Regions from separate parts of the Homo sapiens genome. Here region 2 is linked to region 1. A link is an interaction called in ENCODE POLR2A ChIA-PET data of the cell type or tissue named here. Cell type or tissue: A673. All regions are shown on one strand.

Region 1 (8,000 bases):
AAAGAATCATGGAGCTCCAGAGTTACTTGTTTGTGCCTCATTCCTTCCATGGTGGACCTGTGCAATGAGTGTGCCCCTCTTCCACACACCAGTCCTGCAGCTTTTGTAGCTGGCTCTTGTCTCCATTCTGTTAGCCATTTCCAGTTTTCCCCTTGACTTGGTTTCCCAATCCTCTAGCTTGCTAATGACCCTTCTCCAAATGGTTTTTCAAAGACCCTTCTTGTGCTACAGTGGAAAGTACAAGATTTTTGGAGTCAGACAACCCCAGGCTAGACTCCTGGCTCCGCCCTTTAAGAGCTGTGCTATATCTAGCAAATAACCTAATCATTACCTTACAAGATGTGGGGGAGGATTAAATATATGTAAAGTGCCTAGCATATTTCTAGCATAGAGTTTATGTCACAAGTGTTAGTGCCCTAGGTTATCAGGGAAGTGGGTGCTCTGGAAAAAATATAATTGGATGCACATTAGATTTCCAGTATACTCTGACTTGAATCCTGTTTTCTGTTACTTATAGCAACATTCTTTTCTGTTTTCAAATTCCTCAACCAAGGTGTGTTGTGGAGGCCTCTTCCTACCCTTTCTTGCACCTGGGTCTACCTGATAAGCCAGGAGAGCAGATCTTAGGGTGGGACAGGGCAGGGGAGCTGCTCAACTTAATTCCCTGTGGGACATCTTTAGCCTTGGCCCAGGAAACCCTGCCTTGCCCTGGGGGTAGGTGAGGGTGCCCTGTGGGCCCTCTGCCCCTGTGGTCCAGCATGGGTGCTTCCTTATTAGAGCATAGTCCACCTTGGGCACCCAGAGTAGAGACGATACATGTTTCTGCTAAGTTAGGCAAGAAAGTGATGAAATACCAGGGTCCTGGCAGGCAGGCTGAAAAACAATGTTTAGGAAAAGTCTGGCTTTTTTGGGGAAAGGGCCAGGGACTCAACTCTTCCCACAGCTGAGTGCCGAGGGCTGCTGTGTCCCCTCCCAGGGGAGCCGGGTGCTGTGTGACAAATGGCTGCCATTTAGCAGCTGTGTCTTGGCCTTGCAAATCTGGCAGTAGTTAGATCCTGGCAGGAAGACATGCTCCCTGGAGAAGAGCTACAAGAAGTGGAGTCAGCTTCTTCATAGTCCTCATGTACTAGCAGGAAAGCTTATCACTGGGACTGTGCCCCATTTCCTTCCTTTAAAGAAGCACAGAGCCTTGCAGAGAGGTGCAGGAAGAAGAATGGGGTACCACAGGATGGTTTTATCTGGCATTGTCCAGAAAATCTCCCTAGCTCTCCCGTGGATCATGTTTTAAATACTCAATCTGACTGACGTAGATAAATTTGGTAGGCAGGGACCCTGTCTCCCCAGTCAATGTGTGCCTCCCTGCTGAAGTTATATTTAATGTAATAATTTAAATGTCCAAGTGATTTTTAAGAGAAGCTGCTTCCTGCATGGAACCTATTACTCTGCATTAAGCTGCTCCTTCCCCCACACTTTACAAAATATTGAAGTTTTCCTTTACCTAAGAACAACCGACATTGCTTTTGAAAAGGAGCATCAGTAGCTTGTGTTATTTCTAATAAAATGCTCCAGGTCAAGACCAGCGGGGTATTTGAAACCTAGTCAGAGTAAGGAGCAGACACCCTGGCCTGTGAGAATGACCTCTGATTTTCCTTCCTCCACCCTCTGGTCCCATTAAGAGATAAACTGTAGTAGATGGTGAGCAGTTTCCAAGGCTGTAAGAGGGAACCCCAGGGCTGCGTGTCTCCCCTTGAGGTCATCTCCCTAACTGTTCTCCCCGTCACCTGCCCCTTGTTGCTCACTCCTCACTGCCCAGGAGCAGCAGAGAGGTGAGGGAGGGTATCCGGGGCCACCAGGAATCCTGGCTGAAGGGCTCAGGTTTGGAGGTGATCCACAACCACCTCCAAGGAGCTTTTCGGGAAGTACCACAGGCTTGGCAACTGCTGTTTGCTGGAGAGAAGGCTTTTAGGATCCAGGGCTGCGTGAAGGCCCAGGCCATGTGGTTTTGCCAGCCATGCACTGCAGGCTGGCCTTGCCTGTCTGAAGCCTACCTCTGATGTGTGTTTGTTCCTGAGGAAGCCCTGCATAGATCCATTCCTCCCTGTCCCTCATTTATTATTATTTTTTATTGTGGTAGATAAAGCCAGAGTTAGAAATGGGGATCTTTGTCTCTGACCCAGGGCCTTGGTTTTTGCTCTGGAGGTGTATGATAAGCCAAGCAGCTTCTCCCAAATCCTCACTAAAGGAAGGTTTTCAGTGAGATCCTGAGCTTCTTCATGAGCTGGTTCTCAGGGCTGGATGGAAGCCTCCAGAGAGCTGTTAACTCAGAAACTCACACTGCTGTGCCAGCCCCCAGAGGGTTTCTGACTCGGTAGGTCTGGGGTGGGACTGAGAATTTGCATTTCTAATAAAGGGCTGGATGCTCATGCCCTTGGGGTTTGTTTGGTGGAGGGTCTGTAGTAGTTAATTTCTCCCTGCCTCGTGTTGGTGGATCTTCTCTGCAAGGTCAGCTCATCAGATAGGACTAGACTGTTCAGGATTCAGGCAGAGCCTCCTTTGCTTGGCTGCTTCTAGAACACAAGGGTATATAACGTGAAGTGCCCCATCACTTTGCAGAGCAAGCGTAGTGTTTCCAAACTCTTGCCCGCTGCAACGAACCTTTTAGACTGAGGTGGAAGTCCAGTTCTGCCTCCTGCCAGGGAGAGGAGGGCAGAGGTGAAGGGGGAGGAGAGCACTCCGCCTTCCTGCCTTGACGGGGACGGAAATGGAAAGCCAGGTGCAGAGCATCTGGAAGGGCAGCAGTGATGCAGAGCGAGATTATTAGAAGTCAGAGAACGTGACTAAGGGAGCACACCTGTGCTCTCCAGCCATGGGCCAGGAGTCGCACACTTTTCCAAAAGAAATTTAACAGAGTTCAGCAACTGGATTTATTACATTGCTCTACCACGCAGCAGCTCTAGGATCTTGGAGACAAGTGACTCAGTCCCTCTCAACCTTTGTCTTTATGGCTGTACACTGGGAACAATCCTCATGGTTGTTGTTTTGAGGATTAAATGAGACAGTGCATGTGGCACATGGTGCTCAAAAATGGTTAGCCATGATGAAGTGTGATGGGTGTGATGGCAACATTAGAGGTGAGTGTGTCCTGGAATTTGGAACCACGAGCCATGGGTCAGTGGGAGTCATGTGGAACATGGCCATGAGGGATGAGGTCAGGAGAGGGGTGCAGGCAGATATTCTGGGGCAAGGAACTGAGCAGAAAGGGTAACCAAGGGGACTGGTGTGCGACGGGGCCAGAAGGTGGACTGAGGCCAGAGCATGGAGACTCTTGAATGGCAGGTTAAAGAGCCTGACCATTAGTCTTTTTTTTTTTTTTTGGAGATAAAGTCTGGCCCTGTTGACCAGGCTTGAGTACAGTGACGTCATGCTAGCTCAGTGCAGCTTCGCACTCCTGGGCTCATGCAATCCTCCTGCCTCAGCCTCCCAAGTAGCTGGGACTGCAGGAGGGTGCTACCATACCTGCCTAATATTTAAATTTCTTATAGAGATGTGGTCTCACTTCGTTGCCCAGGCTGGTCTCAAACTCCTGGTCTTAAGTGATCTTCCCACTTGGCCTCCCAAAGTGGTGGGATTAGAGGCATGAGCCACTGTGCCTGGCTTGCTGTAGTCTTGAGAGGATGAGAGTATAGGAGTGTTCTGGAGCTCAGAAGATACCCAAAGAGGAGGCCGACATATATATCTTGGGTCCCAAGTTTGCTGCCCCCCTTCACCTCTGCACTTTTGTCTTGAATGTGGCCTGTACCAAGGGATGCATCCCCCCACCCCGGCTTCTTTTTTTTCTGTATCAGAGATGGGTTTTGCTGTGTTGCCCAGGCTGGTCTTGAACTCCTAACCTCAAGTGATCCTCCTGCCTCTCCGTCCCAAAGTGGTGGGATTATAGGCATGAGCCACCATGCCCAGCTCTCCCCAATCTCTTAGGAGTCCCTTCTCACCCAGGAAGAGAAGATCAGAGTTGGACGAAGCAGCTCACGGTGCCCCATGGTGTAGGGGCCTGCTCTAAGGCTCCTGTCTTACCAAAGCCTGTGCCAGCCACGGGTTGCCGGTGTGGGGGGGTGGGGGTGACTTTCTTGGGTTGCCGCCCTATCCAAGGCATAGCCTGGACCCTAAGCCAAGAAACACATCAACTTCCTGGAACTCAAAGCCGTCATCACAGCTGTCTCAGCCCTCAGAGCACATGTGAGGTGGTTAGAAGAGATAGTTTTGCCCCGAGCTTTGCAGGCAGAACAGGCATGGCCCTCGTGGAACATTTAGCCTGGTTTGATTCTGTCCCCAGCCTAGCCAAGACTCAGCCCATCCTTCAAGAGATGCCTTTGCTGTTTGTCAAGCTCCCTCCTGGCTCAGACCATTTTAGTGTCTGATCTCTTAACTAAAACTTGTAGCCTGTCGTGGGTTGGCCTGAACTGGTCAACTAGGCTCTTACATAGTATGGATCAGCCATCCCAAGTATTTGAGGGTGTTGTGGAGACTCTGCACTGTGCCCATCCTGGTCAAGTGTTGTAAAACCCACTGTTCTGTCGTCTGTGGGAACATTTTTTTCAGGGCCTCTACCATCATCCTAGGCATCTAAACTTATTCCACATTTCCTGGGGGCCTTAGGACAGAGTTTAGATTTCACTTCAAGAACCCTCAGGAGGCTGGGGCGGTTTGGATCACCTTAGGTCAGGAGTTCGAGACCACCCTGGCAAACATGGCGAAACCCCGTCTCTACTAAAAATACAGAAACTAGCCAGGCGTGGTGGTGCACGGCTGAGGTAGGAGAATCACTTGAACCCAGGAGGCGGAGATTGCAGTGAGCCAAGATCGCGTCACTGCACTCCAGCCTGGGCGACAGAATGAGACTCTGTCTCAAAAACATGAAGAAAAAAAAAAAAAAGAACTCTCAGGTTTTTGCCTATAATCCCAGCACTTTGGGAGGCTGAGGCGGGTAGATCACTTGAGGCCAGGAGTTCAAGACCCACCTGGGCAACATGGCAAAACCCTAAAAACCCAATTTTAGTCTCAACTAAAAATGCAAAAATTAAAGTTAGCCGGGTGTGGTGGCACACACGCCTGTAATCCCAGCTACCCGGGAGGCTTGAGGCACAAGAATCGCCTGAACCAGGGAGGCAGAGGTTACAGGCTTTCAGCCTTGGCGACAGAAAAAAAAAAAGGGAAAGAAAGAAAAAAAAGGAAAGAAACCCTCGGGTTTTTCAGAAGCTGGGATGCAGCCCTTATCTTTCATCTCTTCATTGCTGTCTCCTTAGACCTGGAGACCTGCCCCTTAATCTTCTGTTTCTGGCTTTACATAGCATTGTCCCGTATCTCCCCCGGGGCTTGGGGGCTGGCCTTTCCCTCCTCCCACAGAGGGACTTCCGCCCTCTCTTAGTCCTCCTGCCTCCGTTGACTTTGCGTAAATCTTGTGGGAGTGCAAATCCAGAAATTCAGCAGCCTCCACCAACAACCAGACCCAGGCTTTCTGTCACACTTCACCTACAGGAGTCATCTTTAGGGTGCTACTAGTCTTTCCTTTTTTTTTTTTTTTTTCTGAAGCATTGTTGATGGAGGTAAGGGGTGTCTTAGAGTTTCTTCTAATAACTCTTTTGTACTTTTCCGCTCTTCAAGCTCTGTGACTCCCTCAGGCCTAATAGAACCCAAAACAAACAGCCTCGTGAACTCTGGCTTTATATTGCAAGACATTCTCAATATTCAAATCATTTACACCCAAGGGCAAGAGGATGGAAGTTTCAAGGTCAAGTCTCTCAGCCTAGCCCTCTTTCTCTAAAACCATCCTCTCCTTGCTGTCCTGTGTGCTTCCAGGACGCTACCCGGTGGACCTTTTTTTAAGGTGTCTTTTTAAAATGAAGGGAAATAAAATAAAATGAAATGAAGGGGAGGCAGCAGATCTAAATTTTAATGGAAGTCTTAGCTACATGCTAGAAAATCTTAATTCTAGACACTTGTTTAGACTCTGAAGTGTGTTTATTTATTGTATTTATTTATTTTTTTGAGACAGACTCTCTGTCGTCCAGGCTGGAGTGCAGAGGCACAATCTCAGCTCACTGCAACCTCCGCCTTCCGGGTTCAAGTGATTCTCCTGCCTCAGTCTCCCAGGTAGCTGGGATTACAGGTGTGCACCATGATGTTCAGCTAATTTTTGTATTTTTAGTAGAGATGGGGTTTTGCCATGTTGGCCAGGCTGGTCACAAACTCCTGACCTCAGGTGATCCACCTGCCTCAGTGTCCCTAAGTGCTGGGATTATAGATGTGAGCCACCGCGCCTGGCCTATTTATTTATTTATTTATTTTAATTTTTGTTATATCTTTTTATTTTGAAGTGTGTTTTTATTAATTATGAGTAAAACTATGGTTCATGCTATTTATTTGGAGATCTTGGCAGTTTCTAGAAAAAAACCAAAGGGCTATTCCTCTTCAGGCTTTGTTCCTAATGAAATTTGTTATTAATTAAAATATGAAAAAAGAATAACTGCTTTTTTTTAAGCAATATTTAATTTCACCTTAGATGGGTGAAGATAGTCTGAAAGGATGTTTGTGCATTTCTGAAAACTCCACGGGTATTTTTCATAAAATGGGCTTGATTCATAGTTTACAAGAGGGCAGGTCATGTGTCACGCAAAACAGGGATTCTTACCCTGCTGTCCCTGGGTGGGTTTCTAGGGTCCCTGACCCTCCTGGTACTGAATGAAAATGTTGAGTATAGAGTATGTGCATTGTTTCAGTGGGGTGGGATGGGGGGGGTATAATGTCCAGTTTGAGGGTCTCTGCATTCCCTTCTGTGGCACAGGGTCCGTCCCTGTGGGTTAGTCCTGAGGTTCATGGTGACAGCTGTGTGGCATGGATGGGCAGCTTGTCTGTAGATGCTCCAGAAGGGGAATAAAAGTGAGAAAATATGCCAAGCAGTTGTTTCTCGCCCGGTGTTGTCCGTGTGGGGTTTATTTTACCTCTGAGTTTTCTCCCAGTTTTGTGCTCTTCACGTTAGCTGAGGGAGGCTGTGTTGAGAGCCAGGGAATGTGGCCACATGCTGTAGCTCTGGGAGATGCTGCATTCCAGTTTTCTCCCAGCACAGGGCTTTGAAGCCCTTGACACCCCAGAGCAGACTTGCTCAAACTTTTGAAGGGCATGTGTAATTTGAGATGTTTTCTGCATCTTCCCTACAGAAAGGAAAAGGTCTGCATTTGGTCCTATTTGACGTGTGTTACCAACACTTTCTCCTCACACCTGCGAGAGGATGTAATCATCTCTCCTCTACTTTAAGGCACTGTTTAGTTGTATATTTCTTATTATTTATTTTTTGAGACAAGGTCTGGCTCTGTTACCCAGGCTGGAGTGCAGTGGTGCAATCTCAGCTTACTGAAACCTCTGCCTCCTGGGCTTAAGCCATCCTCCCACCTCAGCTCCAGAGTAGCTGGGACTACAGGCGCATGCCACCACACCCAGCTGATTTTTGTGTTTTTTATAGAGACAGGGTTTCACCATGTTGTCCAGGCTGGTCTCGAACTCCTGAGCTAAACGATCTGCTCAGTCTTGGCCTCCCAAAGTGCGGGGATTACAGGCATGAGCCACTGCTAGTTGTATATTTCTTAATTTCTTCAACTGTCTTATTTTTCCCCCTCTGTTTCTGATAGCACTAATTGCTGCCTTGCTTTTCTCTTGTTAAACTGGCAGTCTGTAGGTGTCTGCTGTGAACATGCCATTAGGATGCACGAAGCTCCCCCCCGGAGCCAGTGGTCCGAGCCATTCTCACATGGTGCTGCCCTTGACGTTATTGGAATGTGCCTGGGGGATAGGGGTGTTCCTGTCTGTTCAAGGCACACTCAGTTCCAAGCTCTTACTTGGATGTTAATGGGACAACTCTGGATGGAATCAGCCTGGCTCCTGGCAGCTTGCTTGTAATTGCAGGCAAGGGATGGGAAATGTTTTCTAGTCCTAATTGGTGACTCCCGGTG
Region 2 (8,000 bases), 260 kb before region 1:
CAGTAGTTTGAGAAAAGCACAGTGCAGGGCTGCAAGCTGTATTTTCAGCTTTTATAAAAGGTCTTTGGGCCGGGCAAGGTGGCTCACACTGGTAATCCCAGCACTTTGGGAGGCTGAGGTGGGAGGATCGCTTAAGCCCAGGAGTTCAAGACCAGCCTGGGCAACATGGCAAAACCCCATCTCTACCAAAGGAAAAAAAAAAAGAAACAATTAGCCGGGCATGGTGGTATGCACCTGTAGTCCCAGCTACTCAGGAGGCTGAGGTGAGAGGATGGCTTGAGCCCAGGAGGCCGAGGCTGTAATGAGCCGAGATCATGCCACTGCATTCCAGCCTGGGCCACAGCCAGACCTTGTCTCCAAAAAAAGTCTTTGAAGCCTAGAGGCCCACTTATTTGGGGCAATGCAATGGTTAGCTCATATGCATTGGCCTTTGCGTGTGAGCCAGGGGAAAGCAGCACCCCAATATCAGGATGCAGCTTTTCCTTCTCCCAAGATCCACAATCTTGTTTCTCTGAGGTTAATATGCCTACATCCTAGACAAGGAGGAAGGCTTTCTTCCTGTTTGTTTATGAATGGAAAGCGTGCTGGCAAATTAAAGAATTTTTTAAAAGATCCTCCCCTCCCCCCAAAAAAGACCTACAGGCAAGTTTGGAAACTTCTAGAAGGGTAGAGCAGAAAAACGCTTGGAAAATCAAGGCCATGAATGGGGCTGTTAATGTAATGCAGGAGAAGTCCTGCCGGGACGGAGAACTGTGGGAACAACTTATAACTTTCCATGTGGCCTTAGGCTGGACGTGAAAATCTGATAATGACGATTTTTAAGCACGCAATGAGCAGAAACATCTGGAAACACGTCTGTGTGCTGGTTGGCAGGTACAAATGCCCTGACTGAGAAAAGCCATGGGAGAGAGCCATGGATGAGCAGTCCCAACATTGCAGGGACCCAGCAACCGTCGGCCCCAAAGCCCTGTGCTCTCCTTTCTCCTTCAACTCCACCTTCCAGCCGCAGAGTGAGGGCCAAACACTCAGAACCTAAATGTGCAATGTGATCCAGTCGCTTAGAGTGCTCTGGGGATCTTGTTGAAAGGCAGGTCTGGAGGGGGCCTAGGACGCTGCATCTCTGCCGGGTCCCAGGTGGTGCTGGCTCTGGCGAGCCCTGCCACTCCACAGACCTCGCTTTGAGTAACGAGGATCTAACCAGGAAGGGAAAGGAACCCCACACCCCGACAGCGAAGGAGCCTCATGAACATTTGCTCACCAGCCCCATTTTCTTCCCCGTTCCGACACATTCTCCGCGTTGCCGTGAAGTCAGAGAAGTCTTCCCAGATGCAGAATCGGATCACATCTCGCCCCTGTCCTTTGCCCTTTGCCCTTTGCTGTTAGAATGAAGTCCCAACTCCCAGCTTGGCATTTCAGGACTCCGGGCAGCCTGGTGCCAGTTGCCCTGTGGAACCATCACCTTCACCTCTCTCTGCTCCACTACAGGCAACTTCTCCCTCGGCTGAGCAGCCCAAGCTCTTCCACACCTTCTCTCCTTCTTCCCCTCTCCATCCTTCATCCGAGATGTCCTCCTCTCTCCCCACCACTGAACTCCTCCTCACCCTGTGACACCCTCCCCTCCAAAGCCTTCCCGGCCAGGCAGTTGCTTCCCATAGCCATCTTTAAAGACCTCTGATATAGTGCATAGGCCACTGCATTGATATGTTTTATGATGCTTGTATGTTGCCCCCTAAACTGTGAAACCTCAGGAGCAGAGACTGTTTCATATTTGGGCAATCCCACATCTTCACACAGCACTGGGCACGTGACATACACAAAAACTTAAAGAAGGGAAGGAATTAAGTATCACATCCATTCCCATCTCTCTCCTCCCAGCACATCCCCTTTTCTTCCCAGGCCTTCCATGCATCTTTTTTTTTTTTTTTCGAGACAGAGTCTCACTCTGTTGCCCAGGCTGGAATGCAGTGGCATGATCTCGACTCACTGCAACCTCTGCCTCCTGGGTTCAAGCGATTCTCCCGCCTCAGCCTCCCGAGTAGCTGGGACTGCAGGCGTGCACCACGATGTCCAGCTAATTTTTGTATTTTTAGTAGGGACAGGGTTTCACCATGCTGGCCAGGCTGGTCTCAAACTCCTGACCTTAAGTGATCCACCTGCTTCGGCCTCCCAAAGTGCTGGGATTACAGGTGAGCCACTGCACCCGGCCGGGGTTGTATCTTTGTGTGGCTTTAAAATATTCATGATAAGAGCTAACTTTTCTAGCATGTTAGACCTCATTCTAAGCACTTTAGTCTTAAGGCATTTAACCTTCCTAATGATTTCCACAGCTCTACCAAGTTATCATTGTCGTTCATTACTGTTCCTGTTTTAAATGTGAGGAAACTGCAGCACAGAGAAGGCAAGTAACTTGACCAAAGCCACACAGCTAGGAAATGCTTGTGCCAGGATCTAGACCCAGGAAGTGGGATGTTAAAAAAAACAGGATGCATCTTTGGCAGGGCCTGATAATAAGAGAAATGAATCACAACTCTGTCCCTTGCTCCTTGCCATGCTTCATCCTCACCCAGCTTCCGAAACAAACAGCCCTCAGGCAAGCTTTTTCTTTGTAGTGGATGCACCCTGGAGCTGGACTACGTCCCGGTGTGTCCTTCATGTGGTGCTCACAGCCCTCCTATGGGCCATCGGAAATGTCATATGTGGCAGCCTGTCAATCATTCAATGATAAGGGAATAGGGAAGGGAGCACGGAGCTCAAACATGTGTTTGCAACCAAGTCGAGGGGTGTGCGAGGGAGGGTGGGCACTGCCCTTGGGCTATGAACAGCATCCCACAACTTCCAGGCAACACGCACAGTGCCAGAGCCATACTGAGTTGGCCTGCAGATTTCACAATGTGAGTCTCTTGACCCCAGTTGGGTCTTGGTCCAGGTGTAGCATCCATGTTCACTGTCACAGAGGGGTTAATGAGAGCCTCAGTGGATGCCACCATCCCAACCAGGACCTTCCAAAAAGAACTTGAAGCAGACTAGACAGCTGGTGTCGGGGCCAGTGGGGCCTGACTTCCCCACTTGCCATTAGAGACACCCAAAGCAAGGAGGTGGATAGCCCTACCACTAGGTTGGCTGAAGCTTTGAGAGGTCTCAGGTGCGATTCAAAGTCTGCGTCTGTTCAGCCCTGCTTCCTCCCCCTTCATTGGCCTAGATTGCTCGTAAACTTCATCTCAGCGTGTGGACAGCCCAACCTGCAACAGGCTGGACTTGGAATAGGATATCTCCTCCCATGTTCTTGCTCCCCTCTTTCTCCTTCATGAAGCCTGCATGTTACAATCCCTCAGCCACACAAAACTAGTTTGTGTCTGCAAAAGACCACGCATATCTGTGTGTCCTCACTTGGGCTCATTGCGATCTTCCCTTCCCCTCCTTTTCCTGCATCATCTACCTGGCAACCTTCTCACCTTCCTATGCGGCTCAGCTCAATGGCCTGACTCTCCTAGCTTTCTTTTTCTTTTTCTTTTTTTCTTTTTGAGACAGCGTCCCACTCTGTCATCCAGGCTGGAGTGCAGTGGCACAATCACTGCCCTAAGGGATTTGGGCCCTTATAACAGAGATGCTTGCTCCTTCTACCACATGAAGAAACGATGAGAAGACAGCATTTATGAGACAGAAATAGGACGCTCACCAGACACTGCATCTGCCGGCACCTTGACCTTGGACTTCTCAGCCTCTAGAACTGTGAGAAATAGATTTCTGTTGTTTATAAGCTGCCCAGTTTAAGGTAGCTTTAGTATAGCAGCCTGAACAGATTGAAAGAGCAGAGAACAGCCAAAAGAGAGTTTTGATAACTGGCTCCTTCCTTGAAAAGGAGATTTATAGATCTGTGGCATTAAGTTCATAAGATTCATACCTGGAAGGAGGAGGAGGGCAATTTATTCAACAAATCCTCCCTAAGCACTTCAGTGTGCCCAGCCCTGTTCTAGGCACTGGGGATGAGGCAGGAGCTTACAGTGGTGGCCCCGTTATGGTCCAATGTAGCATTCAATTAAACACTAGTGCAACATCCAAAAATATATTTCATTCTCTACTGTTGTTTCTCATAAAAACACCAAAGAGGGAGTGTCCATTCATTATCAGAACTGACAATTTAAATCCTCTTTCTCATCGCCTCCATTTGCCACTCTCACACCCAGCAACTGCCCCCAAATCCCCCCATGCAAAACGCCCAACTCCCCACAGCCAGTTCGGCCCCTCCTGTAATGGAGAGCAAAAGGCAGCAGCAGTGACAGAAAAATAAATAGGTCATTGCCTAAAGTTGGCTCCCAAGTCAGAAAGGGAAGTGCTAGAACCCAGGGCCCCAAAACAGGGAGCGGAGCCCCACCAGCTACCATGCTTTACATTTTTTTTAAAGGCAGAAATAAATCTTCAGGAGGCCACCGACTTCATCCTACATCATGGCAGCGAGCTGCCTCTTGGGGAAAGCTAACTCCAGATGGTGTTTATCAAGGAAGATGGTGAGAAGGAACAGCAGTGTTTATTGTGAGAATGTAAAAGATCCTTTGTCATTGTTTATTGGCCATTCCTGACACATCGAATGACTAGTGTGTACTTTATTATTCTGTTTGATGGATATTAAGGAGAAAAAAGTCACTCATCAAGTGCTGAAGAACTGCCTTCTGCCTAAGGCACTCTATGAAGATGTAAATTTGATAATAAGTTCTGCCAGACATTTTCAGCCCTTACGAACCAGTGAGCTGGACAGCCTTCCTTCACCACTTGATCCAGGGCTTAAAGAAACAGAAGGGCAATTGCCTGAACCCCTACCAACCTCAGGAAGTATTTGTTTTGTTCCTGCTTTTTGGCTACCTCACCACCTATGCTAATAAGAATAGCTACCATGTATTGAAAGAGTACTATGTGCCAGGCAGGGTGTCTGCCCTCTTCCATGGATAGTTCTCGGTCAACATGCTTAGATCCACCGCATTCAAAGATGAGGAAGTCAAGGTTCAGCAGTTTCCATGGCTTGCCCGAGGTCCCGCAGCTAATACCAGAAGGAACCATTTCACTGACGCAGGAGTCAGTAGCCCAGCTCCCTGGGGTGCCCAGCCACCCTGCACCTTGGGACAGGAAGAGGGGCAACCCTGCTTTCTGTGCAGATGAATTCATTCACAGCTCACAATAAGGCTTTGCCCCTGCAGCAAACTCCACCAGGTGAACCCGACAGCTGATCACTTTCATGGGGAAAGAACATCACTTTTATTTTATTTTGTTTTATTTTTTAAAAATTATAAATTACAAAATAGAGACAGAGTCTCCCTATGTTGCCCAGGCTGGTCTTAAAACTCCTGGGTTCAAGCAATCCTCCCACCTCAGACTCCCAAGTAGCTGGGACCACAGGCACGCACCACCACGTTTGGCTAGTGTTTTTAAATTATTCCTGTAGAGACGTGGGTCTCGCTCGTTGCCCAGGATGGCCTCAAACTCCTGGGTTCAAGCAATCCTCCCACCTTGGCCTCCCAAAGTGCTGGGATTACAGGTGTGAGTCACTGCACCCAGCCAAGAACATCATTTTTACTAGTTAAGATACCAGAGGGAGACAAACTGAGTTGATCTGGAAGCTTTCTAGACAGTCACTATCAGAACAAGATGCAAAACCCCAAGCTCTGCTGTTTCTAGATTATTCTTTGGCACATGTAACCTCTGAATCTCTCATGGGAAAATTCAATCCCTCTGCATTTTGCCAACCCTGAAATTGACTCAATCCCATTTTAAATGTTCACTCTCCCACCCCAACCCCTGCAACTTTCTGAATAAGTTAATTTTAACAAGGGGAATTTTGCTTTTCTTGTTAAACACATATGTAAAAGATGAGCTGTCTAATTGGTGACAGGTTATTCCAATATTATTGTAACAAAAACCATAGATCTCAGCTATTGTAATTCTTCTAAAAGTGTATTTTGTTTCTAATATTTCAATATAAATCTTTCAAGTGTTTGAGACACAGTGCTGCCTGCAGACAATTGAGGATGGAATATACAGACAATTAGACCTTACCCCTTGCAGTTCAGCATTCACTTTGGAAATAAAAAGCCTTTTTAAAACATTAGTATTGAAACAAGTTTGGGGGGCAGGTACTTTCCTTTTGCATTTATTTATTTATTTATCTATTTATTTATTTATTTATTTATTTATTTATTTATTTATTTGAGACAGGGATTCTCTCTGTCGCCCAGGCTGGAGTGCAGTGGCACAATCTCTGCTCACTGCAACCTCCATCTCCTGGGCTCAAGAGGTCCTCACACCTGAGCCTCCCGAGTAGCTGGGACTACAGGCCTGCACCATCATATCCCACTAAACTCTTATTTATTTTTAAACAGAATTATAACAGTAGTTTAACGGAGACATTTAAAAATTCACTTAGAATTACACCAATCTGACAAATAAGTTCTTGTTATTTTCCCTTCCAGACGCACACATAATTTCCCACCTCTGCAATCCTATCCTGTATGTTTTCAACACTGCTGAATAAAAATATCATTAGTTTTTGTGCATATTATTAGTAAGGGCTTGTTTCTCCTCCAGCTAGCAACACCTAGTAGCTGGGTATCTATGCATCATATTGGGTGCATAATAAATATGCACCTCAATTCATTTGAGGTGCATCTGATGAGTATTTATGCTTTTAGCTTGGTCACAATTCTTTCACATCCATTATTTCATTTCATTCTTACAGTAACTCAATGAGGTTTTATTATTTTCATAAATGCAGAAAATAAGATAGTAGGTTGTACTGTGGCCAACAGGGACAGCTTTTCTCTAAAGGATCAGGTAGAGAGTGAACTCTGCTGGCCATACGGTCTCTATGGCAACTACACAGCTCTGCCATTGCCCTGGGAAAGCAGCCCCAGACCATATGCAAATGAGTGAGTAGATCAGTGTTCTAATAAAACTTTATTTATAGATCCTGATATTTGAAGTCATATCATTTTATGTATCATGGAATACTATTCTCCTTTGATTCTTTTAGACATTGAAAAAATGTAAAACCACTCTTAGCTTGTGAACAGTACATAAACAGGCGGTGGCCAGATTGCCCCGCCTGTGGGCAGTAGTTTGCCAAACCCTGGCCCCCTGAATTAGGATGGACCATGAAAGAGCTCTAATTGGATTGTTTCTGCTTTCATGGGTGAGAAATCCCAGCCTCCAGAAGGCAGGTAGTTTGCTGTGGCCGGGTAGAACTAGAACTCAGATATTCTGAGTCTTAGTTCAGTGCACTTTCCACACGAAGGCACTGCTTAAAATGAAAGCAAATAAAAAGCCAGTTAAAGAGAAAACTGCAAAAACTGCTCAGCATTTCACCCAAAGACAAGAACACCCCGTACTGGCTGCTCGGCCGTTGCTACTTTTGCAGACAGCTTTTGGCATGCTTTCAGAGGGCTTGAGAAATGATCACTGGTTAGGCAGAAATCGTTCCAAGAAACAGACAGTGACTTTTGCTCTGCTACTTCCTTGCACTATTACAATTTAACTCCTCTTCTGCCTGAGTTATGAAATCCGTAAAATAAGGAAATTGATATTATCATTTTACCGTTTACGATAGTTTCACTCTTTATACCAGCTCTAGCAGTCCAAAAATACAATTCCACTTTTTCTTTTCCAGGTAAGGGCTAGCAAAGTGGTTGCATAACAACCACGACAAAGCAGCTGAACTTTCTCCATCCCTTCTGTTTGCTGGAGCTCTGAGTTTCCCCTAGCCTCTTTCTCTTTGTTCTCTACTGTTTCAGTAGGAACAAAACCTCACTAGCTGGAGGTGATAAGGCAGAGGAAAGGTGAGTCCACCCCTCCCAAAAATCAGACATTCTGACAGCTGGAGTAGAGACCACGGCTGTGTGTGTGTGTGTGTGTGTGTGTGTGTGTGGGTGTGTGTGGGTGTGGGTGTGTGGGTGTGGGTGTGTGTGTGTGATGCCACACTTCCACATGCCTGTGCTCATGGAGAGAAAATGGAGACA

Evidence for each region. Peaks named below come from ENCODE experiments on the same cell type or tissue, not always from the same donor. Only the 100,000 strongest peaks of a DNase experiment are listed, where the experiment ranks them.
Region 2: POLR2A ChIA-PET joins it to region 1 with 12 read pairs; 3 of 35 experiments call an interaction of 5 or more read pairs at or near these places.

Annotation. Positions count from the first base shown.
Region 1 is chr6:7,168,589-7,176,588 of GRCh38, forward strand. All of the region lies in intron 1 of RREB1 (ras responsive element binding protein 1), which reads left to right. Among named protein-coding and RNA genes, the nearest start is that of RREB1, 65 kb to the left of the region's middle. RefSeq lists enhancers at 380-881, 882-1,381. In A673, no CTCF peak of the experiment used is centred here; a DNase peak (open chromatin) is centred at 1,013; H3K27ac peaks cover 3,599 bases.
Region 2 is chr6:6,908,522-6,916,521 of GRCh38, forward strand. No RefSeq gene overlaps it. Among named protein-coding and RNA genes, the nearest start is that of LINC03055, 27 kb to the left of the region's middle. In A673, no CTCF peak of the experiment used is centred here; no DNase peak of the experiment used is centred here.